2 separate regions of the Homo sapiens genome follow, and region 1 is linked to region 2. A link is an interaction called in ENCODE POLR2A ChIA-PET data of the cell type or tissue named here. Cell type or tissue: Panc1. All regions are shown on one strand. Each heading gives the region's core, and the rest is flanking DNA. Links, peaks and the distances in the headings are about the cores only.

What was found. ChIA-PET counts read pairs that join two places held together with the same protein. Peaks named below come from ENCODE experiments on the same cell type or tissue, not always from the same donor. Only the 100,000 strongest peaks of a DNase experiment are listed, where the experiment ranks them.
Region 1: POLR2A ChIA-PET joins it to region 2 with 7 read pairs; 3 of 35 experiments call an interaction of 5 or more read pairs at or near these places.

What each region holds. Positions count from the first base shown.
Region 1 is chr18:58,768,507-58,783,865 of GRCh38, reverse strand. It overlaps LOC105372146 (a long non-coding RNA gene), which reads left to right and starts at 3,648. Exons shown (of 4, transcript XR_935537.3): 1 at 3,648-3,708. RefSeq lists enhancers at 292-1,053, 1,054-1,816, 8,406-8,907, 14,945-15,094 and a silencer at 15,175-15,324. In Panc1, for the core only: no CTCF peak of the experiment used is centred there; no DNase peak of the experiment used is centred there; H3K27ac peaks cover 328 bases.
Region 2 is chr18:58,902,201-58,917,559 of GRCh38, reverse strand. The region is part of intron 2 of ZNF532 (zinc finger protein 532); the gene reads right to left. Among named protein-coding and RNA genes, the nearest start is that of ZNF532, 45 kb to the right of the region's middle. RefSeq lists an enhancer at 1,516-2,026. In Panc1, for the core only: no CTCF peak of the experiment used is centred there; no DNase peak of the experiment used is centred there; H3K27ac peaks cover 2,454 bases.

The DNA of each region.
Region 1 (15,359 bases), core at 4,887-12,886, 140 kb after region 2:
ATTTATTTATTTATTTATTTAGAGATGGAGTTTCGCTCTGTTGCCCAGGCTGGAGTGCAGTGGGGTGACCTCAGCTCACTGCAACCTCTGCCTCCTGGGTTCAAGCGATTCTCAGCGATTCATTCCTTAGCCTCCTGAGTAGCTGGGACTACAGGTGTGTGCCACCACACCTGGCTAATTTTTGTATTTCTTTTTTTAATAGTAGAGACAGGGTTTCACCATGTTGGCTAGGCTGGTCTTGAATGTCTGACCTCAAGTGATCATCCTGCCTCAGCTTCCCAAAGTGCTGGGATTACAGGTGTGAGCCACTGCATCTGGCCCCAGTAGTGATATTTAAATGCCTTGATATGTAAAGGTTTGAGCTTCCAAATGGAGATCACGATTATTGTAAAAGTGACCACTTTTCTGACCATGCCCGATGAAAAAGATGTTAGCATATATTCTAAACGCCATTAAGTGTCTTAAAAAGAACATAAATGTCTTCTGGAGGGATATATTGATGTTTTTAGTAATTCTCATATTGCCACTTTCTTAGAGATCATTATTTCGACCTAGAAAATATCTTTTTTTTTTTTTTTTTTTTTTTTGAGATAGGGTCTGGCTCTGTTGTCTAGGCTGGAGTGCAGTGGCACAATCTCAGCTCACTGCAGCCTCCACCTCCTGGGATCAGTTGATCCGCCAGCCTTAGCCTCCTGAGTAGCTAGGACTACAGGTATGCACCACCGTGCCTGGCTAATTTTTGCATTTTTCGTAGAGACAGGATTTTGCCATGTTGCCCAGGCTGGTCTCGAACTCCTGGGCTCAAGCCATCCACCCAGCCTCGGCCTCTGTGGTGAGCTGCGTGCCCGGCCTGCAATGCTCTTAAATACACACTGGGGAGACTCAGTCACCCATTTCATGATGGCCCTTTTCATTATTGAATGCATCACCCACATAGAGGAACAATACCCAGGACCCAGCTTTCCACAAACACAGAGGAGGTGGGCTTTCCTGCACTGCTGTGATCTCAGGGCAATGGGAAGCTTCCCCATGAAGTGTCCTCTAGATCCAGGTAGTCTAACATGAACTGGGCCTGAAGTGCCAGTGTCGGAGGATGCTTCTTCTGAGGTCTTTGCTCTGTCTAGGGTCCTCTTTCCAAACGCACATGCCAATGAAGGAAATTTGGGGACCTCTTTCTGGAAAGCATTAACCGCTGCCTAGCTGGGCTTGGGGAGTCAGAGGGAGTGGGCTCCTAGGAAGAGCAACTCGGGTGTCGGGGCGAGAACAAGTGGGAGAGAGAATGGGGCAACAAGGAGAGGATAACTGAGGTCCCATTGTCCTTCCCAAGGTGTGTTTCTTTTTTTTTTTTTTAAGGCAAGGTCTCACTCTGTTGCCCAGGCTGGAGTACAGTGGTGTGACCTTGGCTCACTGCAGCCTTGACCTCCTGGGCTCAAGTGATTTTTCCACCTCAGCCTCCCATATAGCTGGGACCACAGGTGCATGCCACCATACCTGGCTAATTTTTTAAATATTTTTTTTGTAGAGATGAGGTTTTGCCATGTTGCCCAGGCTGGTCTCGAACTCCTGGACTCAAGTGATCCACCGGCCTCGGCCTCCCAAAGTGCTGGGATTACAGGAGGGAGCCACTGTGCCCAGCCAGTAAAATACTTTTAATTTGATATTTGTTTCACGGTCTCTGTTGGGCTTTCTGGCTCCTCCCTGCTAATTTTTGGCTAGAAATGGAGAAGAGGGATGGTGGCAAGAGGAGGGTGTGTGCGTGAGTGGCAGAGGGTGAAGGAGAGTGAGCTGGTTGTTGGGCTGAGTGGTAGTGGGTGGATGAGAAGGAAGCTGTCTCCCAGCTTCGACACAGGGTTGTGCACACAAGAGGCCACATGCCACACCATATACCATGCACACCACCTCACACACGCACACTGAATCACACACACCATATACACACCCCTTACCCCATGCCACACACATACAACATCACACGCACACATCATGCACATAATCACACACCACGCACATACACACCACACACACTACACTGCACATTATACACACACCACCACCAAGGCATACACACACACAGGCACATGCCACACACAGCCTTTAGCCTTTCGAGAGAATAACACTGCCACCTGGTGGCTATTCACGTGCAAAGGCCCCGCTGAGTCTCGAGCATCAGTAACACAAGTTGTGTTACTCTGTACTTAGTGACTCTGGTTCCCACAGTCGAAAGTCTGCTCTTTTGACTCTTTGACTCTGCTCCCTCATGTCCTTTTCTCTGAAAATGAGCCAAACCATAAATGTACTTCTGAGGAGTGTTCGACAGTGTTCCCGGGAAACTCTGGGTGAGACAGAGAGCACTCCGATAACATCTCCCAAACGCGCTCCTGGTGCTCAGGGCCTTCAAACCCAGACAACTGGGCTTCTTTCGGAAAGAAGCTGTGGACTTGAGGAGGCAGAGAATAGCCAAAGAAAGGGCTTGATTTCAGGAGCTGATTCCAGCCTCTGTCAATACTGTGCATGTTTTAGCTACAACGACGGAAGAGCAGAGAACCCTGCATTATCAATATCAATTTCTGCTTCCCTGACCCATGCTTGGTATCTCCAGTAACGGCTCATTTCACTTTGCGATAATTAAAAGAAATGCCATCCATTTGCATTTTGAGTTCCTGCCCTGGGCCAGGCACAGTGCCTGGGAGTTCTGTCCGCTCCATCCACTGCTGGTGGCCTCAGTCCTCCCAGAAGGTGCAAAAACAAGTGTGCTCCTTGCTTTTTCTTTTTTTGAGACAGGCTCTCTCTCTGTCACCCAGGCTGGAGTGCAGTGGCACAATCATGGCTCACTGCAGCCTTGACCTTTTGTGCCCAAGTGATCCTGTTGCCTCAGAGCTAGGACTACAGGTGTGAGCCACCACATCTGGCTAATTTTTAAATGTTTTGTAGAGGCCGGGCGCGGTGGCTCACACCTGTAATCCCAGCACTTTGGGAGGCTGAGGCAGTTGGATTGCCTGAGGTCAGGAGTTCGAGACTAGGCTGGCCAACATGGTGAAACCCCTTCTCTACTAAAAATACAAAAAATTAGCCGGGCATGGTGGCACATATCTGTAATCCCAGCTACTTAGGAGGCTGAGGGAGGATAATTGCTTGAACCTGGGAGGTGGAGGTTGCAGTGAGCCAAGATCGTGCCACTGCACCCCAGCCTGGGCAACAGAGCAAGACTCTGTCTCAAAAAAAACAAAAAAAGTTTTGTAGAGACTGGGGTTGGAGGGAGGTCTCCTTATACTGCCCAGGCTGGTCTCGAACTTCTGGGTTCAAGCAATCCTCCTGCCTTGGCCTCCCAAAGTGCTGGGATTATGGGTGTGGGCCACTGTGCCTCGCCTGCTTTCTTTTTCAACCAGTGACTCAGGAAGTCCAGGGCACAGGTGATCTTTATCTCCCTACATCGATGCAGCAACAGGGTTCAGCTGAATGAGATCCTATGCATAAGGATATGGTTTAGATTTGTGTCTCCACCCAAATCTCATGTTGAGTTGGAGGAGGGGCCTGGTGGGAGGCGATTGGATCATGAGAACGGATTTCCCCCTTGCTGTTCTCGTGATAGTGAGTGAATTCTCACGAGATCTGACGGTTTAAAAGGGTGTGGCACCTCTCCCTTTCTTCTTTCTACTGCTCCGCCATTGTGAGGGCGTGCTTGCGTCTCCTTCGCCTTCTGCCATAATTGTAAGTTTCCTGAGGCCTCTCAGCCATGCTTCCTGTACAGCCTGTGGAACTGTAAGTCTATTAAACCTCTTTTGTTCATAAATTACCCAGTGTCAGGTAGTTCTTCATAGCAGTGTGAGAACGGACTAACGCACATACTGAGCATAACTCACTGCCTATCACATCATATGTGTTCCTAATGGTAGCTGCTTATGCATATAAGTAATAACGATGCTTGGGAGCAATGTACATTTTCAAGTGCCTTGGAATTTTATAAGGACTCATTATAAGGCATCAGAATTTTCAGCTATAAGAATTTTTATTTATGAGGAAGTTTAAGTTCTTTCCAAATACTAACCCATGAGTCTTTGCAAAATCCCCTGGAAGTGACTGACCAGAAAGGGAACGCTGGCCGACCATTAATCTGAGTAATAGAGTTAGGACAAGGTACAGGCAGTTCTTCAAAGCCTCCCTCAAAGTCTGGAGCAATAAAACTGTTGTAAACAATTTGGTATTGAACTGTATGTTCTAGGTAAAGGCGGACTTATTTGCCTCAACACCGGCAAGGAATACAGTTGTGAAAAATGACTCAGGATTAGTCCACGAGCAGGGTGACAGGGAGGACTGGAGGGCTCACATCGTCCCTTCTTTTCCTCCCCAGTATTTGAATATAGGTGAAATCAAGTCAATGTGAGGATTAGAGGAGGATGTAGGATAGGAGTGTGGAAAGCGACATCGGGTGGGCTTTCAGGGCCTTGGAGAGGCAGGTGGGTTCTTGTGCCTGTGTCAGTCGTGGTGGTGAAGAGTTAAGTGCAGCTCTCTGAAGCTGAGTTGCTTCCCCCTAAGCTGCCTGTGAAGCTGGAAACTAGGCTGTTTACCTCTTATTTCTCCTGGGTCAGAACTCTAAGCACTTTCTGTTGGAGACATTTCTTTTTTTTTTTTTTTTTTTTTTTTTTTGAGATGGAGTCTCACTCTGTTGCCCAGGCTGGAGTGCAGTGGCGCAATCTCGGCTTACTGCAAGCTCAGCCTCCCGGGTTCACACCATTCTTCTGCCTCAGCCTCCCTAGTAGCTGGGACTACAGGCACCCGCTACCATGCCTGGCTAATTTTTTGTATTTTTAGTAGAGACAGGGTTTCACCTTGTTGGCCAGGATGGTCTCGATCTCTTGACCTCGTGATCCATCCGCCTCGGCCTCCCAAAGTGCTGGGATTACAGGTGTGAGCCACTGTGCCTGGCCTGTTGGAGACATTTCTAAGTGTCCAGAAGAAAGGCAAAAAAAGAAGAGTGAAAAAGTTTAGAGTAAGTCTATCATCTATGCATGTGACTGTTAGGAGTAGAGCTTAAGGCCACATTCCTTGCCACAGAGTCTAATTCCAGCTTGTTCTTTGTCTCCTTTTACCTGTCTTTAAGCTTTTTTTTTCCTTTGGAGGCAGGGTCTCCCTCAGTTGCCACTGCTGGAGTGTAGTGGCGTGATCATGGCTTACTGCAGCCTTGAACTCATGGGCTCAAGCGATCTTCCTGCCTTAGCCTCTGGAGTAGCTGGGACCAGAGGTGCGTGTCACCACGTCCAGCTAATTAATTATTATTTTTTTTAAATTTAGAAACAGGGTCTCACTATGTTGCCCAGGTTGGTCTCAAACTCCTGGGCTCAAGTGATCCTCCCACCTCAGCCTCCCAGAGTGTTGGGATTACAGGCATGAGCCACTGTGCCCAGCTGAAGCTTTTTTTTTTCCTTTTATTTTTTTCTTTTTTTTGAGATAGAGTTTCACTCTTGTTGCCCACGCTGGAGCGTGATGGCTTGATCTTGGCTCACTGCAACCTCCACCTCCTGGGTTCAAGCAATTCTCCTGCCCTCAGCCTCCTGAGTAGCTGGGATTACAGGCATGTGCCACCATGCCTGGCTAATTTTGTACTTTTAGTAGGGATGGGGTTTCACTAAGTTGGTCAGGCTGGTCTCGAACTCCTGACCTCAGGTGATCCATCTGCCTCAGCTTCCCAAAGTGCTGGGATTACAGGCACGAGCCACCATGCCCGGACCCCAGCTGAAGCTTTTTTTAAAAAGCCTTTTTATCTTAAGATGATTTAAAGCTTACAAAAGAGTTCCCATCTACCCTCCACCTAAATTCCCCTAAAGTTAGCATCTTAACATCAGGACAGCCCTCTTTACTAAACTGCAGACTTTATTCGGGTTTTACCAGTCTTTCCATGAATGTCCCTTTTGTGTTCCCAGATCTCAACTACACATGGCGCGTGTAGTCGCTTGTCTTGTCTGCTTAGCCTCCTCCTACCTGTGACAGTTCCTCTCTTTCCTGACCTTGACCCCTGACACTTATTCTGCAGACCGTCTTTCAGTTTGAGTTTGATGTTTTCACATGATTAGATGGAGGTTATGCCTTTTTGCAAGAATATCTCAGAAGTGAGGTTGTGCTCTCTTTAGCAGGCCACATCAGGGGCATGTGATGTTGACATGTCTCATTACTGGTGATGTTACTTTAGCCATATGACTAAGGTGATGTCTGCTGGTCTCTCCTCCAGCCTGTCTTTGAAGACAGCATGGCCCCTCACAGCTCCAGGACAGCCCCAACCCCAGCCAGAAGGACGCTTCTGGGAAGTTCATCTTCACCTGCAGCTCTTAGAGTCGAAAATAGGCTGCTCAGAGCTGAGCTAGGGCCCAAGTGGGTGCTCTGTAAACCTGCACGTTTCTAATTTGATAGAATTGATTATTTCAATTGAGGTTCAAGCTGATGATTACATGAAAATAAGCCAGGTGAGGTGGTTCACACTTGTAATCCCAGCACTTTAGAAGGCTGAGGTGAGAGGATCACCTGAGGCCAGGAATTTGAGACCACCTGGGCAACATAGTGAGCTCCGTCTCTACAAAAAATTAAAAATTAGCCAGGTGAGGTGGCACACCTGTAGTTTCAGCTACTCGGGAGGCTGAGGCAAGAAAATTGCTTGAGCACAGGAGGTTGAGGCTGCAGTGAACCGTGATTGCACCACTGCGCTCTGGACTGGGGGACAGAGGGAGACCCTGTATCAAAAACAGTGATCCCACCTAAGAGATGAAGGAGCTGATGGATTTATGCTCTAACTCATATCAGTCACTGGTTGAAGAGGCGGGAGTTGGTGTGAATCCCTGGGTACCTCCAGGCTGCTGGGTACATAGGCAGAACCACCTCTGGAGAAAACCCTTAGGAAACAGATGCAGATATTGGCATTTGGAAGAGCACATTGAAGTGGTGAGCCCTGCAAGATATGGGCAGAGTACCAACATCTGCTATAGGAAAGAAAGAGAAATTATGTAAGTGTTGTTGTTGTTGTTGTTGTTTTTTGTGTTTTTTTTTTTTTTTTAGAAAGTCTCGTTCTGTTGCCCAGGCTGGAGTGCAGTGGTGTGATCTTGGCTCACTGCACCCTCCGCCTTCCGGGATGAAGCAATTCTCTTGTCTCAGCTTCCCAAGTAGCTGGGATTACATGCCTGGCTAATTTTTTTGTATTTTTAGTAGAGACAGGGTTTTACCATGTTGGCCAGACTGGTTTTGAACTCCTGACCTTAAGTGATCTGCCTGCCTCAGCCTCCCAAAGTGCTAGGATTACAGGTGTGAGCCACCGTACCTGGCCAAAAATTACATAAGTTATATATTTGTGTTAGTCTTTTTGTGTTGCTATGAAGAAATACCTGAGGCTAGATTGTTTAAAGAAAAGAAGTTTATTTGGCTCACAGTTCTGCAGGCTGTACAGATAGTATAGGGCTGACATTTGCTTCTGGGGAGTCCTCAGGAAGCTTATCATGGCGGAAGGCCAAAGGAAGCCAGTCTGTCACATGGCAAGAGGAGGAGGAGGTGCCAGCCTCTTTCAAACAATCAGATCTCATGTGAACTCATAGAGTGAGAACTTGCTCATTCCTGTGAGGACAACACCAAGCCATTCATAAGGGATCCGCCCCCATCACCCAAACACTTCCCACTAGGCCCCACCTACCACATTGGGGATCACATTTCAACATGAGATTTTGAGCGGACACATCCAAACCATATAAACATTTAAACCCCAAAAGGGGTATGTGTCCTGTTCAGCTTCCTGAAGTTATTCATCTTAGTCCCCTACCAGCTAGCACAGTGCCTGGCATGGAGTGGGTATTCAGTATACATATTTCATTGTTGAGGGGAAAAAGTTTCTCAGGAAAGGGCAGAAAGTGCTGAGAAGGTCTCATGTCAGGAAGCAGCAAGAGCTGTGCATAGAAAAGACTGCAGCCGCCAGGCACGGTGGTTCAGGCCTATAATCCCAGCACTTCAGGAGGCCGAGGTGGGTGGATCATCTGAGGTCAGAAGTTTGAGACCAGCCTGGCTAACCTGATGAAACCTTGTCTCTTCTAAAAATACAAAAATTAGCTGGGTGTAGTGGTACGCACCTGTAATCCCAGCTACTTGGGAGGTTGAGGCAAGAGAATCACTTGAACCCGGGAGGCAGAGGTTGCAGTGAGCCGAGATCACACCATTGCACTCCAGCCTGGGCGACAGAGCAAGACTCTGTCTCAAAAAAAAAAATTCTTAGATAGTTCTGGAGAACAGAAATCTGAAGTCAGTTTCACTGGGCTAAAGTCAAGGTATTGGCAGGGCTGTTTTTTTCTGCAGGCTCTGAGGGGAGACGCTTCTTGGCAGCTTCCAGCTTTCATTAGCTGCCTGGGTTCCTCAGCTCATGGTCTCTTCCTCCGTCTTCAAAGAGCATCACTGCAGTCTCTCCTCTGCCGTCACATTGCCTTTTTTTTTTTTTTGTTATGAGATGGAGTCTTGCTGTGTCGCCCAGGCTGGAGTGCAGTGACCTGATCTCGGCTCACTGCAACCTCTGCCTCCCGAGTTCAAGTGATTCTTGTGTCTCAGCCTCCCAAGTAGCTGGGATTACAGGCACGTGCCACCACACCTGGCTAATTTTTTGTATTTTTAGTAGAGACAGTGTTTCACTGTGTTAGCCAGGATGGTCTCGATCTCCTGACCTCGTGATCTGCCTGCCTCAGCCTCCCAAAGTGCTGGGATTACAGGTGTGAGCCGCCGCACCTGGCCTGCCTTCTTTCTTTTTTTTTTTTTTTTGAGACAGTCTCACTCTGTTGCCAGGCTGGAGTGCAGTGGCGCGATCTCGGCTCACTGCACCCTCCACCTCCCGGGTTCAAGTGATTCTTCTGCCTCAGCCTCCTGAGTAGCTGGGCCTATAGCCGCCCACCACCACGCCCAGTTAATTTTTGTATTTTTAGTAGAGATGGGGTTTCACCATGTTGCCCAGGCTGGTTTTGAACTTCCGGCCTCAAGTGATCTGCTCGGCTTGGCCTCCCAAAGTGCTGGGATTACAGGCATGAGTCACCGTGCCCGGCTGCCTTCTTTGTGTCTGGTTCTTCCCACATTCCTGCTATAAGGATGCTTGTGATGCCATTGGCCTATCCAGATGATCCAGGACAATTTCCCCATCTTAAGATTAATCAGCTGCAGAAATCCCTTTTGCCATATAAGGTAACATTCACAGGTTCTGAGGATCAGAATGTGGACATATTTGGGGGCTGTTTTCAACCTCTGTCCCTGGGAAATTGAAGCAAGGAGACTGAACGACATCAAGCAGAGGAAATTCTCTGTAATATGGAATCCTTCCATAACATCAATCCCTATAAGGCCAAGGACTAAGGACTCTTTCAGCCATGGGAGTTTGCATGTGCGAATGGGAGCTGTGTATCTTGATGTGTTCCCCACCTTGGGGGCGAGGAGGGCATTCCCAGGACTTTCCTGAGCTATGGACAGTTTGAGGCCTGGGAGCCGCACAGGTTTCTTTCTCTAGAAAGCAGCGGAAGCCCTTTGAAATCCATTCAGCTACCAACTGGGTGGGCCATGCAGGGCCACTGGGAGCTACCCTTGGCTATGGCAATCACTGAGAATGGAAAATGGATTTCAAAACAACCAAAGTGCATCGAATTAGTTCTTTTTGGCTGCCTCTGGTGAAACTGTTTCTCGTGTTGGTTTAGTAAGAGCAATCCTGCTGGGAGCTGCATACACCAAGTGGAAGTCTCTCCTGCTTCTCAAGTAAATCAGTTTTTTTTTTTGTTTTTTTTTTTTTGAGATGGAGTCTTGCTCTGTCACCCAGGCTGGAGTGTAATCGTGGGATCTTGGCTCACTGCAACCTCTGCCTCCCAGGTTCAAGCGATTCTCCTGCCTCAGCCTCCTGAGTAGCTGGGATTACAGTACCCACCACCACGCCTGGCTAATTTTTGTATTCTGTTTAGTGGAGATGGGGTTTCACCATGTTGGCCAGGCTGGTCTTGAACTCCTGACCTCAGGTGATCAGCCCACCTTGGCCTCCCAAAGTGCTGGGATTACAGGCATGAGCCACTGCGCCCAGCCTTTTTATTTTTAATGTAACAGAGTTTAATTGAGCAAGGAACAATTCACAAATCGGGCAGCCTCTTGAGCTAGAGTAGGTTTAGAGAGACTTCAGCGCAGCTGTGTGGTAGAAGATTTATAGACAGAAAATGGAAATGGACTTACAGGAGATGGAAGTGAGATGGAAGTGAGGTAAGAAACATCCGGATTGGTTACAGCTCGTGTTTACCTTATTTGAGTAGTTTGAACAGTTAGCCCCCTTTGACCGAAACTAGGTGGTTGGCACAAGAGTAGGCTACAGTCTGTTGACACCTCCATTTAGGTTATAGTTCATTATGTACAGAGAAACCTGTAGGCTGAACTTAAATATGTAAGGAGGCAGATTTAGGCTAAACTTGATTTAACAGTTCCCCACTTTTGATCATCCTCTTGATTTTGAGAGATTGACCGAAACCTCCAGCATTGGTATCACTATCTTAAGTGTTCTTATTCTGTCTTGTAACCCACTGGGAAATAGCAGAATAGTGGGTTTTGTAAGGTGAGAACAAGGACAAGATAAGAGTTCTTGGGCCGGGCGCAGTGGCTCATGCCTGTAATCCCAGCACTGTGGGAGGCTGAGGTGGGTGGATCACAAGGTCAGGAGATCGAGACTGTCCTGGCCAATGTGGTGAAACCTCATCTCTACTAAAAATACAAAAATTAGCTGGGTGTGGTGGCACATGCCTATAATCCTAGCTACTCGGGAGGCTGAGGCAGGAGAATCGCTTGAACCAGGGAGTCGGAGCTTGCAGTGAGCCAAGATGGCGCCACTGCACTCCAGCCTGGCGACAGAGCGAGACTCCATCTCAAAAAAAAAAAAAAAAAAAAAAAAAAAAAAAAAAATTCTCAGCAGAGGCAGCTGCTTCAGAATGCCTCCGAGTTTCCAACATCCCAGAATCGGCACCACTGGAAAGGAGTGGAGTCTCTCCCTTCTGAGAGAGGAGGTGGCATCCACGTGTCCCAGAACCTCTGAGATGGTGCTGATTGCAAATCTTCTGTCCTGTTGTTAGCTCTTGTGGTAGATTCTAGAACCAGATCTGACCCAAGGACACTGAGCAGCTGGACTCTTCCTCCTCACAGCATGAATTGTTGGATTTATTGCTGCCCCCTCTCCTAATATTGTGGCTGTGAAGTCCCCAGTGGGAGACTCTTTACAGAAACCGTGGAAGGGGAAAGGTGGCCTCTTGGGTCACCACTGAGATTGTCACATCGCCTATCACAACCTCAGCATCCCACTGGTCAGTTCCCCTTTCCCTTCGAAGGGGTTTGCTACATCTCTACAAAGTGTCAGATGGCCCCAGGTTTAGGATAAGCACATGTTCCCTCTTCAAAGTGTTTATCTTTAACAGAATTCTTTCAATCTCCTTGATTGTATCAGGGCAAAAAAATCTTATTGAGGGATGTATTAGGAATCTGTTAGGTTGCAAAATCCAAAAAACTCGACTTCTGCCAAGTTAAACAGGGCAAGGTTTCTCAACCTCAGAGTTATTGTCGTTTTGGGTTGATGCTCTGTGTTATGGGGGGCTGTCCTGTGTATTGGAGGATGCTTTGCAGAATCCCTGGCTTCTACCCATTACCTTAGTGATTCTCAAACAGGGGCAATTGTGTTCCCCCAGGGAGCGTTTGGCAATGTCTGGAGATATTTTTGGCTGTCACAACTGGAGGTGAGGGGTGGAAGTTGGTGTTACTAGCAGCTAGGGGGCAGAGGCCAGGGATACTGCTAAAATATCCCGCGATTCTCAGGAGAGCTCCCAGCAACAAGAAATTATCGGGCCTCCGGATGCCAGTCATGCCAACGTAGAAAAACCGGGTCTGAGGGAATGGAAATGGACATTGACGTTGATCCAATAGGATGCGAGGAGAAAACCCCCAGAAGAGTGACACCCCCCCAAACACAGAATTCATATCCTATTCCCTCTGCAAAATCTGACCCATTGCTGAGAAAGCCAAAAATAGTTGGTTTTAACTGATGAGTGCTGGGATAAGATTCCTCACTGGCCTACTCCCTGAAAAAAGGGATTGCATTTTTTTTTTTGAGATCAAGTCTCACTCTGTCACCCAGGTTGGAATGCAGTGGTGCAATCTCGGCTCACTGCAACCTCCACTTCCTGGGTTCAAGTGATTCTTTGTGCCTCAGCCTCCTGAGTAGCTAGGATTACAGGTGCACGCCACCATGCCTGGCTAATTTTTTGTATTTTTAGTAGAGAGGGGGTTTCACCATGTCAGTCAGAACTCCTGACCTCCAGTGATCTGCCCACCTCAGCCTCCCAAAGTGCTGGGATTACAGGTGTGAGCCACCGCACCCGGCTGGGACTGCGAAACTTCTAAAAGCCACCAAATGCAGCTGCACTGGGCCATGTGAACCTTGACAATATTCTGAAAAATGAAACAGATCCTGAAAGAACCAGATACAAACACAGCCCACCTGAGCAGCAGGCAGGGCGGCCTCTGTGTTCTTTCTTCCTTATTATCCAACATCTGTTGAAATGCTTCGGCCTCAAAGTGCAATCAAATATCACCAACTTGTATATACAAATGAAAATAATGAACAGATAACAAAGGGAAAAAGGAAAGTGTATAAGCATAAATGCCTCAGCTGCAAATTGATCCAGTGCTGGGCATGAAAGACTATATTTTTTGTTCTCTGATAAGTATAGCTAAGTGATGATAAATAAATAGAAGTGGGTTGTCACCAATTAGCATGGCTACTTGTTTCCTTCTCACGCTGCTTCCCCAGTGAAAATGCAGTAGGTATAGGTTGAGGGAGAAGGTCAGCTATGGAGTGAAAGAAAGGAGAGGTTAAAGTCATGGTGTGCACAGCTGCTGGGTGCACCTGAAATAACATTGTTTTCAAAACTTTTTCTTTTCTACCTACCACTAGCTTGAAATATAAGAGCTCATATGCTTCTTTAAAATCCAAGTACAGGAAAAAGGAAAACCAGACCACACTTCCGGTTCTACTTTTGCTCTCTGCTCTTCTGGTGTTATCAAGAGATAACACCACCTCCCTGGGCTGTCCTCTCTCTGGCCATGTGCTCTCAGGCTCAAGTCCCTTAAAGAGCTGGACAGCAAAGTCAAGGATGAAGGAGAAGGGACAGGCAAAGGAAGGTCTTCCATAGGCAGCACATCCCAAGACATGTGTGTATGAAAACATTCTGGATTTTCTCAAGTCCTTTGGCAACATTAAATTTTTTGTGTGTGTGTACTAAGGCTGAAACAGAAGGACTGGTGGAAAGAGGATTGTTGGTGAATGCACGTAGACAGCCTGTGGTTGCATTGATAAGCCTTGTTAAAGTATTCATGTGAAATTTTACTGTCAAAATGGAGAGATTTAGGGCAATTCTAGGTCCCCAAGACCAGTGACTCTGACATTATTCAAAGTTGACGGACTGGGCTAGGTGCAGTGACTCCCACCTGTAATCCTAGCACTTTGGGAGGTCGAGGCAGGAGGATTGCTTGAAGCCAGGATTTTGAGACCAGCCTGGGCAACATGGCAAAACCCTGTCTCTACAAAAAATGTTAAAATTAGCTAGAGCATGGTGGCATGCACCTGTAGTCCCAGCTACTCTGGAGGCTGAGGTGGGAGGATGGCTTGACCCTGGGAGTTTGAGGCTGCAGTGAGCCATGATTGCACCACTGTGCTCCAGCCTGGGTGACAGTGTGAGACCCCATCTCAAACCAAAACCAAGAAAAAAATTAGCAGACTCACCCTTCCACAAGCTTCTGAGCCTCCCAGAGTGGGAACTGGCTCAGTCTATACAGCTCCCAGCACAGCATCAGGCAAGGGTGCCATCATAAGCCATGTTATTGGAGCCAGTCTGCCTGGGTCCAAATCCAGGCCCCACCATTTACTTCCCCTGTGACCTTGAGCAAGCCAGCTAGCCCTCAGGGCTTTGATTTTCTCCTCTGTAAAACAGGGATAATAGCAGCATTTCCACTGCAAAGACCTGAATGAGTAAAATGGTTAGCACTGTGCCAGGCTCATAGCGCTCTGTAAGTATTAGCTGTTATAATTATTAGGGGTTCAAGTTCTGTCTTGCTCAGCTTTCCAGCTCATTGAAGGCTAAAGACCCAGTGCATTAATTGCTCAAAAATTTGTCGTAATTGCTTGGAACTTTTCATTTACATCCTGCAAAGATTATTTCTGCCATAACATTGCAAAGTTTTCAAATAGCCTTGTTCCCGTTTCTGAATATGGGCAGGGATCCCTTTGGGGTGCTCACTGACCACTCCCAGATGAGCCATGGGTTCTGTCTGGGCTGTGTATGGGGAGGGCGTGGAGGGTGGCATGACGGATGTACAGAGTGGAAGCCCTCAGGACAGAGGTGCCCTGGAAAGTTCGTAAGGCACAGCGGCTGCAAAACCTCTCACGCCCACCTTAGAATTCCCAATGTACTTTCCTCAGTCTCCAGGTCTGTCTTTTCCTTATAGTGTTTCTCAGTGTCTCATTCTGTACGTGAGAAATCCCAGTAAAAATCGAGAGTGGGAACAATGCAAAATAGAACTGTATACTTAAAAATGGTTAACATGGCAAATGTTATGTTTTACAAGAATTAAAAATAATAGTTAAAAAAGCCGCAATTATAAAAACAAAAAACTAGAGTAGGAGGGACCTAGGGACCTCTATTCATGATTTGACATCCAGTTTGGAGAGGCCAGAGTCAGGGAAGCTCCCTGCCAGGATTTCAGTCCTTTTTGTTTTTCCCTGCTGGGTGGGTAGTTTTCAAAACTCCGCTAGAATCTAAACGCTTTTGCTTCCGTGCCCTGCCCCCTGCCCCAGGGGCCCCAGATGGGTATCTGGTTGACTGTTCTCAAGGCAGGGGCCTCCCTCCCAGGAGATTCGGTGGAGCTTTTTGATATTTCTCTGCCCTTTGGCAGCATCACAGGCATGGGCATGGGAGAGGAGGGAGCCGGCCACTTGTCCTGGCCTGTTGATGCATGCCCGAGTCTGGCTGTCATCCCAGCCGCGCTGGCTGCTGTCCCTCGGTCTTCCTGAGGGCCCCCAGGCCTTCTAGGTATTGTATTGAGCCACGAGCTGGACGGGGAGGACCTGGATGTGCGTGGGAGCTCGCGGGTGGGTGAGAGCGCACCACTGCTCCGTGCGCTGCGCAGCTGCAGGGCCCCGGGCAGGTGCAGACGGCGCTCAGACCGGGACGAACGCAAGCCTGTGCTGCCCTCTGCTGGGTACCCAGCTCCCGGCCGGCCCCGAGCTCAGAAGGCGAAGGGAGACCCAAGGCCAGGCTGGGGCCCACGAAGCCGGGCTCCTCTAAGGGGTG
Region 2 (15,359 bases), core at 3,182-11,181:
TATGAATACATGCAGTGCTTGAGGGATCTTTAAAAGGGGCTCTTCCCCCGACCCGCAGAGGACAAGTGATTGTCAGGGGAGATAAAGCCTCCACTGCAGGGGGCATGTTCTGCTCCCTGGAACCCCAGCCTTCCATCCTGAGACTCTACTGTTTCCTGGTCTCTACTCCAGTCTGTGTGTACTTGTCTCCTCTTACATACTGGCCTGTAAGCTGCCTGAGGACAGGCAAAGTGTCACTCATCTTTCTAGCATAAATGTCAAATAACGCAACACCAAGACAGGCACTGGGTTTATAACAGAAGAACAGGGCTGGACCCAGCTCTGTCACTCACTAGCTCTGGGGCCCTCAGCAAGTGAGGGGATCTCTTGGATCTGTTCCTTCTGCAGTGGAGGCAAACAGCCAGGAAGAGAAGGAAAGGAAAGAGGGAAGAGAAGAGAGTGAGAGAAGAGAAAGGGGAATGAAGCAAGCAGCAGTCAGTCGGAAGGGAAGAGGGTAGCAGCTGACTTCAGGCAACTTTCAGTGGAAGAATTCACCTAGCCAATTTAGATGCGTGTTCCTAGACAGACTCTGCCCTTCGGTATTTGCTGTGTCATTATCCTTCCTTCGAATCTGCTTTAGTGGTCCCTGACACGTTGCCTCCTTCCACATCTTACTGAAGCACTTGATTTTTTTTTTCTTGTACAATCTAGAAAACATCACACATTCCTAATAAAAGTAACTATTCCAGGGTCAAGAGAGAATTTCTACTCAGTGAGAATACACATGCCTGAGAAAACTCATATACACCACAAATCTATCAACAGCTGCTAAGACCCTCAGTATATTAACTCACTCTGGGGACACATCCAAACACACTGAAGAATTTGGTTAGAAAAAACTACTGTTGAAGGCGAAATCAACACTTAGGGTTCGATGGGAGCTGAAGAATAAATCCGCTTCTATTCACACCTGTCTCGGTTAATACCGAGCTGAAGAAGTCACATGTGCTTTTCTTTCGATGGCTTACTCAGCATAGAGAAAACATTCTGTGACCACTCTTCTCTCAGAGGGGCGCCTGCGGAAACAGAGGGGGAATAACATACCCCCAGCACCAAGCTACCACCGATGCAAAAAGTACACAGGAAATAAAACATTAACATCTCTAAAGGGATACTGACGTACAAATATCTATGAGAAGTCAGATTCAGTGGAAAGTCTGTGATTATGGTTTTGTTTTTTAAATGAAATTGAACATTTAAACTGCAAAACGTGGGGAATGAAAAAGCCATCTGTCAGGCACTATATCCACAAAAGAATCCACCCACTTACAAATAATCCCTGAATGTCACCACTCTTCTTTCTATTCATCATCCTGGTGTTGTAAATGGAATACTCACAATAAAGCTGCCATTAGCAGAGTATCCCTGTGATCTATCCTTACCAACCATGTTGATCTAAAGTTGGAGGTCACTGTGATTAGAAAACTCAAGACACCACCCCCTGCCCCACCAGGGTTGAAAGGGACTGAAAAGTAGATTTTTAACTGATGCAAAGCTTGGGCTCAGGCTCTGGAAGTCCCCATGGTAGTGGGGCTCTGCCCTAGTCCCCCAACTCTTTCTTTCGAGCTTCACAGGATTTTAATGTCATTTGCCCTCTCTTTATGACTTTGGTGAGCAAAAGACTTTATACAGTTTCACACTGTTCATCCCAGAGGGCAGTCAGTTCAGGAACAAAAAGAAGATAAGAGATAATTCAAATACTCAGTGGGTGGGAGGCCCAGAACATACAACCACATGAATGAGGAAAGGTCACCCCATGAAACCAAACTTGAGTGGTCGGCAGTGCGACTGTCTGACATTCTTATGAACCCTGGGAAGGTTAATATGGCTCTTCTCACCTTTTTCTGCTGTTGCACGTACAGGAACCTCCTGATTTATAAACGCATGCACAGCAGCCGTACTGAATCACTGAGTTAATGCTAAACTTGTTGACCTCCACATCACCCCATCTTTTCCTACCTGCCCAGCTAAAGCAGAGTTAGGATCTAGAAGGCCCCAGAGAGGAACTCCCATGCCTGCAAACCCCTCAAGGGGTTGAGAAGCAACTCTTTCTCCACAGTGATCCAGCCTCACCCTGTCCCCATCCCTCTACTCCACCTAAGGTTTATACTCTTCTCATGGGGGACGTGGGGGAGTCCAGCGTGAAGCAGTGGGACGTGGTAAGAGGTCAGAGTGAACTGATGGTAGTTTTAAAAAGTGAGTCAGTCATCCTAGTTCACCTGCAGGAAGGCCGACTAGAAGCTGAAAATGCATAATGGGCATTTCTGAGTGCAGTGGCCAACCGAAAGCGCATCGTGTCGTCTGAAACCCGAGATCACTGTGGTGCCTGGACTCCCCTCTCTGGGGTTGTATAACTAATGGAATGGATACCACTCTGTAACTTCACACTTCTTTTTTGGTTTATAGGAATGTTTTTCATACCCACAATCACATTGTCCTATTACCCTTTCCCTTCCCACATTCTGGAAGGCAAGAGCAAGTGTTCCATTCCACTTGGAGGGGAAAAAAATGTATAACTCCCACTTCATTTCTCAGTTATACTGAATACAAAGAGGAATGTTTATGTCTGAAAGTTTTCTTCGCTTTCCACCCCAATTCCTAAGTACTACTGTCTTAAAAATAGATTCTTTTGCTTAAAAACATTACAAAAATAAATCTCAGTCCTCTCTTTTAAAAGATAAAATAGAACGATCTCATTTTAGCTTCCCTTTCCCTCAACAGTTTGATTTTCAAACAGAATTAGCTTTAGTTATTTTAACAATGTCTTTCACTTATGCCCTATAAAATACATCTCCCTTCAAAGGCAATAATAGTCTTTTATTTTATTTATTTATTTTTTCCGAGACGGAGTCTTGCTCTGTCACCCAGGCTGGAGTACAGCAGTGTGATCTCGGCTCACTGCAACCTCCGCCTCCTGGGTTCAAGCAATTCTCCTGCCTCAGCCTCCCGAGTAGCCGGGATTACAGGCACCTGCCACCACATCTGGCTAATTTTTGTATTTTTAGTAGAGACGGGGTTTCACCATGTTGGCCAGGCTGGTCTCAAGCTCCTGACCTCGTGATCCGCCCGCCGCGGCCTCCCAGAGTGCTGGGATTACAGATGTGAGCCACCACGCCTGGCCAATGGTCTTTTAATTTAAAAGTAAACCCTATATAAATGACCTATAATTCACTAATAGCATTTGTGCTTAATGTATAATGTTCTTTCACCCAAAGACATCAACAATATCTGAGGGAATCAGACCTGTTTACAAAAAAGGAAATTGAAAGAACTCAGGTCTGTCACATGATCACTTTATTTTCTCGTATGACACAGAGACAAAACATTTCCTTTCCTACTCAAAGCCTCTGAGAATTATGAAAAGCTATTTCATCTTTGTTGGCAGAAGTCAAAAGTTATGAAGTCAAAAGAAAAACGTAAGAAAAACCTATTCACCCCTTAATCATACTTCTCATACTTTGTAACAAAATTCTTCTTCCTTTGCAATAAAAAAATTGTTGGTTTCCCAATTTCCAATTAGAGAATGTCAGTATTAAAGGCATAGGCACAGCCTAACCATTAAATCCCAACTTTAATCCTGAAACAGAAAGATGCACGCCTAAATCCAGCCAAGGTCTGCCTCCTCTGACCTGTGAAAACGCTGGTTCCCTATTTAATACAGAAACTAACATTTCCCTTAATGAAAATCAATACCCTCTAAATCATAACAGTCCTACTTAGAGAAAAACAAATCAAAGTCTACTGACCATCTTGGCAGTATTATAAAGGCTTCCCATAAAACAACTGTAATAATACAAGGTCTGCTTTGGGATTCCCAGTCTTATTTTCTAGCACTATCTGGCCACTGAGACCCTTCATTGTATCTTTTTTATTCCGCTGAATTTTTAAAAAAATAATTCTTTTATATATATATATTTTTTCCTTTCCCTTTCTTTTAGGATGGGGTCTCACTATGTTGTCCAAGCTGGTCTCGAACTCCTGAGCTCAAACAATCCTCCTGCCTCAGCCTCCCAAAGTGCCAGGATTACAGGTGTGAGCCACTGTGCCTGGCCCCAAAAAAATAATTCAATAAATGAATGGATCTAGCATGTTTTCATCTTTCCTATCTTTCCTTCAAATATAAAATGTTCTTATAACTTATGTTTATATTACGTAATGTTTCAAATTTAATTTCCTCCTCTTAGAAAATGAATCTAGCTAGCATCCCCAGTTTTTATACATCTTCAAGAAACACAGGGATTGACTTCTCTTGGCTGCCTACATTCAAATTCTTGCTCTTCCCATTATCATTATGCAAACCTTAGCTCTGCCTCCATCACCAATCTCTTACATCTTTAGAATTTCCAAGGCTCTGCACATTGTATCTCTTCCACCAAAGAAAAGAAAAAAAACCTTCTCTCTTCTCTTCCAACTGATCTTCTGCCGCTTTTATCCCACTTCAATCTCGACTGCATATCAGGGAAACCTATTTTCTCACTGCATTTCCATTCCAAACACCAAATCGGTTCAGCTACGCAGGTCGACCTCATGCTTCTTCACTCTTCCTAAACCAGCTGGGGACATGGGTCAGTTTGGGGGCCAAGTTTTTTTAAAAAATTTGATCAGCCGCGCCTCTGGAGCAGCTGCCATGGTTCACTGCCTCTCTCTAGGAAGTGCAGGCAGGGGTGGGAGAGACTGGGCCCCAAAAATGGCAGATTCTCAGATTTCAAAAAAATAGCATACACGCAGACACACACATGAAAAAATGTGGAAAAGAAAAATAAGCAGTTATGAAAAAAGCTATGGAATCTCTTAATTACTTGCCATCTGAAGGTCCCATGCCAGTGACAAATGCCACAGAAAAGTTTCATTTTACCTTTAGCCTTCACACTAATCAGACCCTGATTAAGTCGAGACAGCCAGCCCAGAGCACCTTGCAGGTCTAAAGGTTCCTCCCCGGCCACAGGGAAGAAAGCTGACACAATGGGACACCAACAAGTCGCCTGGACCCTCTGACCTGTCAGCACTGCTGGGCACCCTGATCACACTCTGCCCCCTCTCAGCACAAGAGCTTCATTTTCTAAGCAGCCTACACCAGGGTAACACATAGCGTACAAATACAGTTTATACGCACAGTCAAAGAACAAATGTATGTTTTGTTAATTCTGTATGAGTTAACAAGAAATTAGCAAATATAGTTGCTACTATCCAAAATAGTTATTTACTGGTTTCCTTAAACCTGATGATACCAATCATGGATATACAAATACTTTGCTCAAGGTAGTATGTTTTCTTCTTCAGCTAACACTTGATATTCCTGATCTGAAATATAACAGATTTCCTGATCTGAAATTCAAACTGCTTCTGGAAATATCAACACAGGAGTCACATACTAATGCCACGAACCAGGTCACGACCTTGGGAAATAGAGGAGTGAAGCCAGCCCCAGCCCTTTGCTGCAGTTATTCCACACTCCTCCCTCAAGGTTATAAAAGTAGGCTCCCCGCCCCCATCCATTCCCCACCTCGCACATCAGGAGCAACTAAGGGAAAGTCCCTGTCCCTACAAACCTCAGCCTTCTCTGAAAGCTCAACCTCCCCCACTCGGCCTACTTCTCACATCACAGCTCTCTAAGAAAGCTCACTCCCCAACTCCAAACTCTTCTGGGTCAAAACGAAAGCTCAGCTACAGTGAGAGCTCCTTTGCTTTTTCCAGGAGAGAAGCTCCAGGGAAATTGAGGGCGTGCCTGTAGCCCTCCACAGCAGGTCCTCAGCGTCATTTAGCACTGCAATTTTGTTTTTCCTTATTAACTCCCATCCTGCCAAGAGACAAGGGCTGCTTCTTTTCTTTCCTTTGACACAGGACCTGGCTCTGCTGTCCAGGCTGGAGTGCAGTGCCATGATCATAGCTCACTGCAGCCTCGAACTTCTGGGCTCAAGTGATCCTTACAAGCACCGCCACACTCAGCTAATTCTTATTTGCTGTAGAAATGGGGTCTTGCTCTCACCCAGACTGGTCTCAAACTGGCCTCGAGTGATCCTCCAGCCTCCCCTCCCAAGTGCTGGGATTAAAGGCTTGAGCAACCCTGCCTGGCCTAAGGCTGTGGCCTGCAGATGTTACTAATCTCTCCCTCTTCTAAACTCCATCCCCCCTTTTCTTTCTGAGGTTAACTTAAAAAATCATAGTCACCAGTCAAGAGGTCTCCCACAGCTTCATTCCTTCAAATCTTGCCTGTACCTTCATGCTGGCTTTGCCAAGCCGATCCTCCACAGTGAGCTTGGTCTGTCCCTTCTATTTTGGGTAATTCCTATCCCATTTGCCTAGTGGCATAGAGAGATCTCCTCCAGCCTTACCCTGGAACCCTTGGTGCTCTGTCCTCTTGCCACGCAGCCTTCATGGCTCAAGTTCTCCAGTACTGGGACATATCCTGCTCCTCCCAGTATCTCCCCAGCACTCTGACAATCCACTCTCTCAAAACCACCATTGAAATCCAGGCAGGGCTGGGCGTGGTAGCTCATGACTGTGATTCCAACACTTTGGGAGGCCAAGGCAGGATGATTGGTTGAGCCCAGTAAGTCGAGGCTACAGTGAGCTACAATCACGCCACTGCAATCTAGCTTAGGCAACAGAGTAAGACCCTGTCTCTTAAAAAAAAAAAACAAACCAGGCTGAAGGAGAGAATTTTAGGGCTCATGGAATAGTTCTGTATCACAAATGTGGTAGTGGAGACATGTTTCTGTGCATCTGTCAAACCCTTGAGAATTTCAGGCCAGGTGCGGCGGCTCATGCTCGTAATCCCAGCACTTTGGGAGGCTGAGGCGGGTGGATCACTTGAGACCAGGAGTTTGAGACCAGCCTGGCCAACATGATGAAACCCCCTCTCTCTCTCTCTACTACAAATACAAAAATTAGCTGGGCTTGGTGGTGCATGCCTGTAATCCCAGCTACTCGGGAGGCTGAAGCGGCAAAATCGTTTGAACCTGGAAGGCAGAGGTTGCACTGAGCTGAGATCACGCCACTGTACTCCAGCCTGAGTGATGAAGCGAGACTCTTTCTCAAAAAAAAAATAAACTAGAGAATTTCACTGTGTGTAAATATTAAATTTAAAAATAAAAACCAGGAATGGGAGGGGGCGTCCAAAATTAAGACCAACTGTAATTTTGGTCATTCATACAAATGAATAACATGACTACACTGAAGGGTTCAGGGAACAAAAAACTAACCTAAACAACTCAGAAAACAAAATTATGACTGTACATTGTAAGGCTAATGAAAAAGGACCGTGCACAAACACCATCCTCTAGTAAAAAACTGCTGAAATCTAGTTAGTAGTATTGTACGAATGATAATTTTTTAGTTTTCACAAGTGTGTTAGAATTACAAGATGTGACCTTTAAGTAAAGTTGGGTAAATGAGTACACAGAAATTCTCTGTCCTATTTTTGCAACATTTATTTTTTCTTTTTTTTGTAGAGACAGGGTCTTGCTATGTTGTCTAGGCTGGTTACTCCTGGGCTCCAGTGATCCTTCCACCTTGGCCTCCCAAAACACAGGGATTACAAACATGTGAGCCACTGTACCCAGCCAAAACTTTAAGTTAAAATTATTTCAACCTAAAAGTTAAAAAGGGAAAACCCAGGCTATGTGACATAATACAAAGGAGACAGCTTTGGAGATGAAATCCTTGCTGCCCTATTTACTACTATTAGCTAGTGACCTGAGGTGGCCATAGCGCCTCCCTGAGTGGCCCTTCCTCCTGGGTCCAAATGAAAGTGCATGCCGTCGCTGAATAGTGTAGTCTCACAGCCAGAAAACACTCCAGCAACGATCCATTCCCAATCCGTGTTCCCGCGTGCCTGTTTTTGCTGCTAATCATCTTTCATGTTGCCTGTGACCTCTGCAGAATTTCATTTTCTGGTCATCCTTTCCTCTCGTGGACCCCACAGCACTGCCTCAAGCTCACCTGGCTTTTCCTGACTCACTGGCTCTTCCTCTTCTCTCCTTTCATGAGTCCCTTCAGATTCTCTTTTGTTATCTACCTTTGTTGAAAGGCAACCTCAGCAACTCCCATGGTCACAACAGTCAGAACAAACGGGTTTCTATCTTTAGTCCTAATTCTGCCTTAAGAGTCGTCTTTCCATTGCTGGGATGATATTCTGCTTGGCTCTCCCTACACGAGGTCAAACTTAAAACTAAAGCCCTCATATTCCCTCCCAACATGTTCCTCTAAATCCTATGTTTTGTCAATGACCTTCACCTGCTCTAGGAAAACATTAAAAATCTTCAGGCAGGCTGGGCGCGGTGGCTCACGCCTATAATCCCAACACTTTGGGAGGCTGAGGTGGGCGGATCACCTGAGGTTGGGAGTTTGAGACCAGCCTGACCAACATGGAGAAACCCTGTCTCTACTAAAAATACAAAATTAGCCAGGCGTGGTAGTGCATGCCTGTAATCCCAGCTACTCAGGAGGCTGATGCAGGAGAATTGCTTGAACCCAGGAGGCAGAGGTTGCAGTGAGCCGAGATCGCACCACTGCACTCCAGCCTGGGGGACAAGAGCGAAACTCCATCTCCAAAAAAAACATCTTCAGGCAGCATTTCACAAACCATAAAACACAGATACTAGTTCTGTAGGATGTTATTAGGTCTTTCACAAAGACAAGACTGAAATGCACATAGCAAATGCTGGATTTTCTGAAGTTAAACAGATTTCTTTCAGGCAAGAGCCACTATTATGCTAATGAGTATTACAAATCTCCAAAAACACGGATGTCAGTAGTCACCAAATTTTGATCTAACTGCAGGTCATTTTTTCTGATCCATGAATACAAATGCCAAAATGATTTCCCAAAAGGCTGCAGAAACTTTTATTGTTGCAAATTATGCATTAGAGTTACTTTTACTGCATCTTGTCCCTCAACTTCATAAGCTAATGTCATTATTAGCTAATATCAAAGGCAACAAAAAGATGCCTTACTGTATTTCACTTTTCCTATTATTTGAATGTTTATTTTTTTCTCTTATGTTTTTGCTAGTTATAAATCAATGAATGATGAATGAATGGATGCAGGGAGCTGATGAATTTCCTGTTTATTTCTTTCTTCAGCTCTATGAAACAACTTACCGATCTACACTCTCGTCATTTATTAATAAGCAAGGACATACAAAGCCTATCCATACAGTTCCCTGAAATAAATTGTCTATGGACAAACTTTCATGAAGAAAAAGAGCATTTAACATCCCAGCTACACAACACACAAACAATAAGTGGGAGAGCACAACACCCGTGGCAACATGATTCCATTCCAGCACCAGCATTCCCTTTGTTCCTGGCTTGTGTCCAAAAATTTTCCACCTAAAAAATGAGGATAACAGCATACACTCAACCCCAGGGATATGGAAAGGGGCTACTGATATTTAGAGGGAGCCTTGTCATAATTAAACACACAGCACAAAACAGCATAACATTCAAACAATGAGTGACCAGTGGTTAGAGAATGTCAAAGAATACTCCTACCCTTTTCATTTAAGAATCACAGAAAAGAGACCTACAACCAGGCAGGAGACCTATTTGGCCAGTATCACATTCAGGAAAACAGTCTGTGGTCATCTCATTTATTAACCTTCCTAGTCAGACTGCGGCTTTCAGCAAAAGAAGGAAAGAAGGTAAGTGGGCATCATCTTTATGGGGAAGGACTGGTGCTAGAAGTCTTGTGGGAAGCTCAGGGGCTCACCTTGTCAAAAACAGAACTCACTGGCTGGGAGTGAGCCTTGGGAGAGATCAGAATTAGAGGATGAGGCACAAATGAGAAATCTACCACGTCAGGACCTGGGAGGCAGACGGAAGACATGCTGACCGGAAGCACAGCTACCTGACCATCCTCTCCTGAACCCTCCTGATCTTTGCAACCCCCAAATGACCACAAAATTATGAATATACACAGACACAACACTTCACTGGGTATAAAACTTCTCCGCCGGGATCGCACCACTGCACTCCAGCCTGGGGCAACAAGAGTGAAACTCCATCTCAAAAAAAAAACAAAAAACTTCTCGGCTGGGTGCAGTGGCTCACACCTCTAATCCCAGCACTTTGGGAGGCCAAGGTGGGCAGGGGGGATCACGAGGTCAGGAGTTCAAGACCAGCCTGGCTGACATGGTAAAACCCCATCTCTACTAAAAATACAAAAATTAGCCAGGCGTGGTGGCACGCGTCTGTAATCCCAGCTACTCAGGAGGCTCAGGCAAGAGAATCGCTTGAGCCCAGGAGGCGGAGGTTGCAGTGAGCCGAGATCATGCCACTGCACCCTAGCCTGGGCAACAGAGCGAGACTCCGTCTTTAAAAAAACAAACAAACAAAAAACTCATAAGCAGCAGCAGCAGCCTTAATGGTCATATCTGAAAGGACCCCTGCTTCTCTGCACCCTGCAAAACATGAGGCTGTCTCCTCTGTAGATAGGTGGAGGAGGAGGTGAGACCTGTGAGCCATCTTTTCCAGGTCCTCAGGAACCTCGCAAGTGAGTTTTCTCAAGGGAACCCCAAGAATTATACAGAAATGCAAAACTCTGACATTTGGGTCTTTGTTAAAATTTAACATTAATAAGTTTTTAACTATTTCACTATGGTTCATAAATCTGTAAAGTTCCTGGATGCTGTAATAAAAGACAAATCACAGTCCAAAAACACTATCAATCCAAATTCAATCTTTACAGCCAGATTCCTACATAGTATTAATACTGGAATTCAGATCACATAAAGAAGCAGCCAATTTCTCTTTCAAGTAATAATAATTTTGTATTAGCTTGGTCTTCTAAAAATCTGACAGCTGTAAAAATCAGAGCTGGGCAATCTATGGCAAAATTAGATAGGAAAAAGAAGAAAGTGAGGTCATGGGAGAAGGTGAACCCAGCACCGGTGCAGGTGCCTGACAACAACCAAAAGTGAGGAAGACAACCTGCCCGGAGCTGCATTTCCCACACCATTCTCCACTGAACGAAGCCAGGGCTCCTCGGAGAAATGACCGATCTAGGAATGGGCAGGAAATGCACCTACCAATGAATCTTATAGTGTCAGAAGGTAAGAAAGAGCTGAATGTCCCCCTGCCTCCAAAAAAAACAAAAAAACTACACTGATGGGGCGTGTCAAAGGGACATAGAAGCCCATGGAAAACTGGAACAATCCGAGCAACAAAATAAAGTAGTGTTGTGTTACAACCCAAAATATTAAATAAATATCCATGAATGCATACTGATATAAATGATGGAATAACTAAACAGGATATGCAAACCATCCCCTGTGCAGAAGTTCCAAAGTAATTTATGTAGATGCCCCACCCTTATGCAGTGAAGAACTCCCTGCCCCTTCAATGACTTTCTTCCGAGGACAGTACGGAAAGGGGAGAAAAAAGCAACTTTACCACGGAGAAAGAAACCTGATGAACACAACCTCAGCCAGGTGGTCAAGGTCAGCATCAACTGTGGTAAGTTACACGGACAGTATGTCCCCGGGCTGTGATGAGAATGGCACACTGCCTCCGAGACCTTCTTCCCAGAGACACACTACCCCAGCCTGACCACAGGAGACACATCAGACAAATCCCAATGGTGGGACCTCCTACAACATCCCTGACCAGTATTCCTTACAACTGTCAAGGTCATCGAAAACAAGGGAAGTCTGAGAAATGGTCATGGCCAAGTAAAGTCTGAAGACTAAATGTAATGTGATATCCTAGACGGACTCCTGGAACAGAAAAAGGACAATAGGTAAAAACTAAGGAAATCCAAATAAGGCACAGACTTTAGTTGTTGGTGGTTGGTTGCTTTTAAAGTAAGATAGAAATAGTGAATAGTTAAAGAGAACCGGCCAAGCATGGTGGCTCACACCTATAATCCCAGCATGTTGGGAGGCCAAGAGCTCACAAGTTTGAGACCAGCCTGGACAACATGGCAAAACTCCATCTCTACAAAAAATACAAAATTTAGATGGGCGTGGTGGAGCACACCTATAGTCCCAGCTACTCCAGATGCTGGAGTGGAAGGATAGCTTGAGCCCTGGAGGCAGAGGCTGCAGTGAGTATGTTTGTGCCATTGCACTTCAGCCTGGGCAACAGAGCCAGACCTTGTCTTAAAAAAAAAAAAAAAGAAAGAAAAAAAAATGGAGAACCTGGGAATGTGAAAATGCAGGGGAGAGCCGGGATGAGACGTTGTATACTATAATCCTTTTACTTCCAAAGAATATTGGCGAAAAGCAACCTAAAAAAAGAAGTAATTCGTACAGTGTTTAACAGCTCTGGATATTGGCTTTCCATTTTCTCCTCTCACCAGTAAACTGCCTCAAGGTCAGCGACTAATCAAAATGATGTAGCAACTTTTAAACCATAGGTTATTAGAAACACAATTTTCAGGCCGGGTTTGGCAGCTCACACCTGTAGTCCCAGCACTTCCAGAGGCCGAGGCAGGTAGACCACTTGAGGCCAGGAGTTCAAGACCACACTGGCCAACATGGTGAAACCCTGTCTATACTAAAAATACAAAAATTGGCCGGCCATGGTGTCACGCACCTGTAGTCTCAGCTACTCGGGAGGCTGAGGCACGAGAACTGCTAGAACTCTGGAGTCGGAGGTTGCAGTGAGCGAAGATCGTGCCACTACACTCCAGCCTGGGTGACAAGAGTGAGACCCAGTCTCAACCAAAAAAAAAAAAAAAAGAAAGAAATAGAATTTCAAAAGTTTGCATTCTCTATGATTTCTGCACACAAAATCATTCAGATTATCTTCCACGACTACAGCCAGCCCCAGTCTGTGGCCGGAGATGATAAATGATTTATTTGGTTTATCTTTTTGGCCAATGGTACGCAACACAACAACTGGATCACTGATCACTTAATATATGAAATAACAGCTTATTAAAAAACAATAGGTCCCTCCTAAGAATTTGGTTATAGGGATCACAAGGAAAGAAATTATTTCTCTCTCTCTCTCCATCCTTCAGGTATCGTCTAACAATGCCAGCCTTTCCTTCCACAACAGCAATATAACTGGGGTTTCAATTCTAAAAATTAACACCGATAAATAGGAACTACCGTTTCCCTTTAAAATATAGCCAGGTGTACATTTAGCTTTTTTTAATCATGGTAAAACACACAAAACATAAAATTTACCATCTTAACCATATACATTATTTTTTTTTTTTTTGAGACAAGGTCTCACTAGGTTGCCTAGGCTGGCATGCAGTGGCGTGATCTCGGCTCACTGCAGCCTCCCCCTCCCAGGCTCAAACCATTCCTCTCACCTCAGACTCCCAAGTAGCTGGGACTACAGGTGCACACCACCACACCTGACTAATTTTTATATTTTTTGTAGATACAAGGTCTCACTATGTTGCCCAGGCTGGTCCCAAACCCCTGAGCTGAAGCAATTCGCCTGCCTCGGCCTCCCAAAGTGCCGTGATTACAGGCATGAACCACCATGGCCAGCTGCATTTAATTTTTATATGAAGAACATATTGAACGATAAAAGCAAAAAGGCCACCTATTATTACTAAGGGAGAGCATGCAGGGGAAGTTTTAAAAAATTAGTTCAACTGTTCCCAATGTATGCTGAAATTTTCTTAAATTTCTTAAATCTCTAAAGGGCAATCTATAAATGCACACATTGTCCACGGTTTAAACTTCAGACTTCTGATTTTTTAAAACTGTATTCACTAAACACCCCCACATCAAACCACAGTCACTTCACTTCAGAGAGGTTCAAATCTGGTTTTTGTTTTTCTTGAGATATCTAGTTCAAGTGCCTTGCGGGTATGTACAATCAGATATCCCACAACCATTTCAGCTTTCTTAAACTAACTTCGTCATCTCTTACTCAATATCAGACTCCTCTCTTTCAATACCATTATTTTCTCAAACTAAGAATTTCACCTCCAATTCTTCTCCCTGGGCCCTGCCCACTTCCCTGGCGCTATTTTGCAGATGCGCCCTCATTCTCTTTATAATCGCTGTCGGTCCTCTATTTTGACCATCTCACCTCACACCGAGACCAATGCTCTGTTCTCCCTGTCTCCAGCCTCTTGTTCAGAATTTCCAGATAAATTTTTCTAAAATTCCTTTTAATTATAGCTATCACTCCTCCTATTAAAAATCCTGGAATCACCTTCCAAATTAAGTCCAAACTTCTTGGCCTCACACCAAATTCCCAATACAATCTGCCCCCAACCATGAGCTGCTGCGGTTCCGCGTGTGTTTTTCGCAGGCCCAGCTTTCCTTCTTAGTTTGCCCTTCTGGATAGCCTCTGACCTGGAATGCCTCCCCCAACACACACTTATCTCCATTAGCCAAGTATGAAGAACTCATTCTTCAGGTTCTACTGAAGGAAGAGCCTCAATTTCCTCATCTTCCAAAAGGGGAACTAATAGTTAACAGCCGTATCACAGGGTTATTCTACAAATGGAAACAAGTAACATGGAAAGTGCCAAGCACACAGACATTAAAAGGCTATTTTCTTCCTTTATTTTTTCTAAAAATTAAATGGGAAAAACTAAATTAATATTCTTGAGAAGAGAAAGTGAAGAAGTTGTGAGGTGATGATGGTATGATCAGAGGAAAAAGAAAAACGAGGGGATTCTTGGGTACTTCGCAGAGTGCTGGCACCGGTTCCCTACTGCATTTCATTCACTTTCAAAAGCACAGCCTTTCTCCTAATGTGGATGTGCCTCCAGTCCTACTCTAGGTATCGGCCACTAGAAGGATCACCTGGGGCCAGGTGTGGTGGCTCACCCCTATAATCCCAGCACTTTGGGAAGCCGAGGCAGGTGGATCACCTGAGGTTGGGAGTTCGAGACCACCCTGACCAACATGGAGAAACCCTGTCTCTACTAAAAATACAAAATTAGCTGGGTGTGGTGGCACATGACTGTAATCCCAGCTACTCGAGAGGCTGAGGCAGGAGAATCGCTTGAACCCGGGAGGTGGAGGCTGCAGTGAGTCGAGATCACACCATTGCACTCCAGCCTGGGCAACAAGAGCAAAACTCCATCTCAAAAAAAAAAAAAAGAAGGAGAAGGGTCACCTGGAGTCAGAAACGAAAAAGAATACACAGGTTTCTCTTAAAAGGCAGCAAAATGATCACGCCACTGCACGCCAGTCTGGGGCAACAGAGGGAGACCCTATCTCAAAAAAAGGGCAACAAAATTTCATCAATCCACAAAACATCTCAGCATTTCTGGGTCCCCTGTGACTCTTGCTTTTGACTTTGAGACTTGTGTCTTCCCCATCAAGCACTAACCAAAGATGGGCTATGATCTTAACCGCCCCCGTCTAACCCTGCCCACCCCACACCTCCACACCA